Regions from separate parts of the Homo sapiens genome. Here region 2 is linked to region 1. A link is an interaction called in ENCODE POLR2A ChIA-PET data of the cell type or tissue named here. Cell type or tissue: PC-9. All regions are shown on one strand.

What was found. ChIA-PET counts read pairs that join two places held together with the same protein. Peaks named below come from ENCODE experiments on the same cell type or tissue, not always from the same donor. Only the 100,000 strongest peaks of a DNase experiment are listed, where the experiment ranks them.
Region 2: POLR2A ChIA-PET joins it to region 1 with 10 read pairs; 2 of 35 experiments call an interaction of 5 or more read pairs at or near these places.

The regions. Positions count from the first base shown.
Region 1 is chr2:160,402,009-160,404,508 of GRCh38, reverse strand. All of the region lies in intron 1 of RBMS1 (RNA binding motif single stranded interacting protein 1), which reads left to right. Among named protein-coding and RNA genes, the nearest start is that of MIR4785, 4.6 kb to the left of the region's middle. In PC-9, no CTCF peak of the experiment used is centred here; DNase peaks (open chromatin) are centred at 998 and 1,308; H3K4me3 peaks cover 1,476 bases; H3K27ac peaks cover 2,500 bases.
Region 2 is chr2:160,056,057-160,058,556 of GRCh38, reverse strand. All of the region lies in intron 1 of PLA2R1 (phospholipase A2 receptor 1), which reads left to right. LOC105373717 (a long non-coding RNA gene) reads right to left here. Exons shown (of 3, transcript XR_007087274.1): 2 at 2,327-2,431. Among named protein-coding and RNA genes, the nearest start is that of PLA2R1, 5.3 kb to the left of the region's middle. In PC-9, no CTCF peak of the experiment used is centred here; no DNase peak of the experiment used is centred here.

The sequences.
Region 1 (2,500 bases):
AATAATTGTTATACTGTATTATTTTCAAATTGTTTTATTGCTATTTTTATTGCTTTTCCCTGAAATATTTTTAATCCACAGTAGGCGGATGCAGAACCTCTTTATACGGAGGGTCGACTGTGTAGGAGTGAGCTAGTTTCAGTTAAAGCAGCGGTGGTTGGTACTCATCTCTCACCTGCCCCCACGTAGTGTAGCTAGGGCATCAGGGAGTACTGATCTCTGGCATCATCTGGGATCAACAGGATTTTCCTGCCTCACAGGCCTGTGAGCACATTAGAAATACACCTGCTCAGCTCAAGTCAAAGTGAGAAGCTTTTGAATGGAGTGATAACCGAGTAGGCAGTATCTAAATAAAGATGATTGGTTCAAGTCTCAGTGGACAAATGTGTACGTTCTATTACTGTTGACTGTGACTTTGAAGTATATGGTGTTCATTAAGCAAATCCAATCTGATCGTATGAAAAGAGCACCCCAAAAACCAAAATGAAACCATTTATCAGGACTTTTGTAGCTATGAAAATATTTTAGTGTGTTTTGAAACAAAAAAAGTGATTTATACTCAAAGGCTTTTAGATATAGAAAATTGGTATTTTCATTTTTCCTTTGTGTTGTTTCTTGAATTCTTTTATTAGCTACTCCTCTTCCTGTTTCCTTCCATTTTGGAACTGCTTTCTTGAGGTAGCTAAGTTACAAACCAACCATACTTTGGTTTCTGCACATCGTGGCATGTAGGAAGGCCTTTTTTGCTAAGCAGTATGTTGTCCTAGTGGTTTCCAGTAGGGTTTTGGAGGTAGGGGAGTGAATGCAAAATTTTTCTGCATGTGTGTATGTGTGTGTTTATATCTGTGTGTGTTTAATGGTCTTGCCCTCCAATAGTTGTACTTGTTAAATGTTGCTAACTTTTGATGAGGGAAGTACTTATCTTCCCAGTTTAAGTAGATTTACATAGTTTACTGCCTTCTTCAAGATTAACTGGGTGTAGCTGCACGTGAGGAATTCAACAGTGATTCAGTGTTTGGCCTTGTTTAGAGGATGACATACAAAGCTGTTGATTAATCCTCTTCAGGCAGTTTCTGTTCACAGCAATTTGTGTTTAGTAGATTGGGTTTTGTTAAAGTTTGAAGATTAAACTTGTGCATAGAAGATATTTAAATGAACACTGCCTGAAACAGTCCCAATTTGTTGTTGTTTTAAAGAAAGTAAACGTCTTCAAGCTACAGAGATTGGAGGTTTAGTGGAGAGTAGCAGAAAGGTAAATTGGTATGTATAAGTAAGGTATTGGCCCATTTTTATGTTATGTTATCTCTGTGTATTTGTGGTCAGGTAGGATCTATGAGTCATGATGATGATATTTTAAAATCTACCCATACATAGCCATTTGAAAACTGTACAATTCATCGTGATTGTCCACTTTTTCTACTAGGGACCGTTTTGGCATCTCATTACATGTTCCATAGTTCACTTCAGGTTTTGAACATACTTCTAGTTTTTTACTTTTCCTTATTTTTAGAGATTACTGTCAACTGGGCTCACCATATATTAGTACTTTTATTTTTGAGACCTTTCTTAGGAGGGTAAGAGTCTATCTGATCCAGGTTTCTGAGAATATATTTATAAAGTACTCACCCAATAAATAAATATTTTAAGGATGTATAAACCTCAGTCATATTTAATCTTCATAGCATCCATATAGAGAAGGTCTGGAGTTTTGAGGCAGTGACATCTTAAGTGGCCTACATGGTGAAAGCTAGGTCCCTGGAGTCAAGGGCTGTGTCTGCTACTAGGAAAAAGAAAGCCCGTCAAGAACAGCTGTGGCCTCACTACACTTCCCTTTACTTGGCCTCCCAAAGACATGTGGCCCACAGTGTCCAGATTTCAGATGTGGGAATTGTAGCTCTTGAATGTATTAGTGTTTTTTTGTTTGTTTTATAAAGGCTTTCACAGATGACATACTAGACACTGAGTTAAATTTGAATTTCAGATAAACAGTGAATAATTTTTTAGTATAAGTATGTCCCAGATTTTCATCACACTGCATTTTTGAATTTGCTAAATCTAGCAGCCCTCTCTCAGGGAAATCCAATTCGCTTTTTAAAACTCATTATAAAAAAAATCATGATAATAAGACATACTATTACTTTTTCCACTGAAAAGTTTGCCCCTTAGCATATTCCTTAGGCCCTGATAACGCACGTTTCACATTTTACCTCCTTGAACCATTTGGTCCATGCTTCCGCCTGCACTCTACCTAATTGAAAGACTATGGCTTAAGTTGTGGCTCTACCATTTGCATGCTTTTTCACTTAACCTCCCTAAGTCTGAGTTTCTGCTAAGTAAAGATAATAGTGCCCACTTCACAGGGTAGTTGTTAATCCTTCTAAGGTGCTATTATTAATGTCCCCACAGAGCAAGCAACAGCGGGTGGTCCTAGGAGACTTCTGTGTGGTCTAGGGAGACCTTGACACAGTCGCCTAAGAATGGACCGTGTTTACAGCCTCTA
Region 2 (2,500 bases), 350 kb after region 1:
AAAGGGTTTTGAAGCTTTGTTGAGGGTTGAAAAATGATAAATGTGAAATGGTCCCCCACTAATATATCGTAGGAGAGTTTCCTTCTGTAGTGCTCAGCTTCCCAGAGCAGGAGTGGAAAGAACCTAAGTCTGTGTCAGTGCCTGGGGACACTCAGGGGAGGCTCTTCTAAATGACCAGTGATCAAAGGAGGTGAGGGTGCAGATGAGTGTGTGGTCAGTGTGCTTGCCATCAGGTCCTATCTGGGGAGAAGAAAGTGAAACAGGGTTGGGTGTACGGGGTGTCTCTCGACATGCTGCGCCGACGGAAAGAGGGGTAGGGGCTGATGGCCTCAGTTGTTCATTATCTGTCAGGCAATATGTGCTTTATCTACCTGTTTTAGTTGGGTTCATCCAAAAGCAATTCCTGAGACATGTTTTCCTTAGGGTGCAAGTAGTTTTTTTTTTTGGAGGTGATTCTAGAAAGCATGGTAAGGGAGTGAGGACATGAGACCAGAGAGGGAAGAAAGCCACCACAGACCACTGGGGCTCAGTTTCACAAAGGACCCTTTGAGGAACTGTATAGAACTCAGTGGACCCACCAACGGGCAGGAAGCTGAAGTATTTATCCACCAACTCCCGCCTCTTATTGACTAAGGTCACTCCTGGGGCATTCACCCCCTGGTGCTCCTGGTCTCTCCCAGGCAGAGAGCCACAGAAAGTCAGTGGGAGTGCACGAGGACTGTCTGCAGGTGAGTGAGCTCCAGGTTAGAGGGTGTGAGAAGGAAACCAACAGAATCTGCTACCCACCTCCAGATTGGGGAGGTAAAAACATGAGTAGGATATGACACTGGCCCCAAGAGGCTGAGAGTCCAGGGACAGATACAGAAACATAAACAATTACAAAACAGTGAGAGAGGTCTTATGATAACCAGGGATGAGCAAAGTGCTGAAGGCATGCAGAGGAGGCACTGGCCTGGGGAGCTGGAGGCTCATAAAAAGACATTTGTTTTCCTAAAGGATAAGTAGGCAGTTACCATATAGGAAAAAGGAGACTGAGCATTCCTGGGAACATGTATTTCATGTGCAAAGGCCCAGGATCACGTGTCAGGCAACAGTAAAAGTTCAGTGAGCTGAAAGTTCCCTTCTGAGCTCTTTTGGATTCAAGGAAAGAGGCCCACTGAAGGTCACTCAGGCAAACGTGGAGTTGGTTGTAATGGTCCCAGGATCTCAAGGGGGACCCAGGACAGGTTCTTCAGGGCAGCCAGGCCTCCTGGGAAACAGGCACTGGCCACTGACATGAAGCATTACTTTATCTGTTTCTCTCTGTCTCTGGGGCTCTATGGTGGTTCCTGCTTGGTTGTTCTTTCTGTTGACTGTTTCTTTGGCTTTGACTAGTAGGACTTTCCTCTGTAGCTCCCTTAGCTTCCTGGGAAGAGTCCCTTAATTTCCTAGGAGAGGGGTCTGGTTACATTCTTCACAGCATGCTAGCTAGTTCCTGTGCTCTGCCCTCAAGTCGAAGGCCTTCCCCTGGCTAATTGGCCATGGTAGAGGCAGGAGGTGGACACAGGGATGGATGCTGCTTCATCCAGGGCTGTGGATGGTATAGACCACCAGAGTAGGGTCCCAGGCAAAACAAGAAGCAGTGACATGTCTATAGTTGGAAGCATGAGAGAGATGAGGAAGAGTTTGGTTGGAGGCACCCTGCTTCTGGAAAAAGTCTGGCTGAGTGAATTGGGTACTGCTGAGAAGGGCCCTGTGGGTTTGCACAAAGGGGAACCAGATTGCATGTTTAAGTTTAGAAGTGCCATGTTCAGTCTGGGACTTGAAGAGGGTCTCCTATCACCTTGAAGAGGGTAATTCTGGAAGGCAGCAAAGAAACCGTCTGGATAGTTAAAGCTGAGCTAAGTCAGTCCCAATAGGAAGATTGAGGAGCAGAAAGTTTGGGTTCAAGAAACAGGGTTTAAAAAGAGGAAAATATATATTTAAAAACAACAACAAAAGAAAACAGTTAGTGAAAGTTAGATGAGGGAAGATTGCAGAATAGGAGAGGTAGTGGTTATAGAGTGCAAAATCCAAGTTTTGGAGATGGACCTATTCTTGGTAGTGACCAGATCCAAGCTGTGTTTGTGGGAGTGGTCACCAAAGTGAAGAAGAGGCAAAAGAAGGTCCTCACAGCAGAGGAGGTCAGGGAGCCCAATGTCCAGAGCAAAGCTAAAGTCGAGTAGAGTTTGGGACTCTTTTGTCAGCAAACCACAATAAGAAATACATTTTACATCACAACCCACAGCATATAGGTCTACATATGTATAACTGAAACAATGTTTCATTTTTTAAAAAATACCCTTACCTAATATGACATGCTGCTACATTTCCCCCTGTTCCATTCTGTTTCGTTTTGTCTCGCTGGTCATAACACATTCAGTTGATTTCAAGACCATAAATGGGCCACAACCTGCAGTGGGGAAAGCATCGAGTCAGAGTGTTGGGTCATCTGTATGGAAGCTAAAGTGGCTTTGGGGTG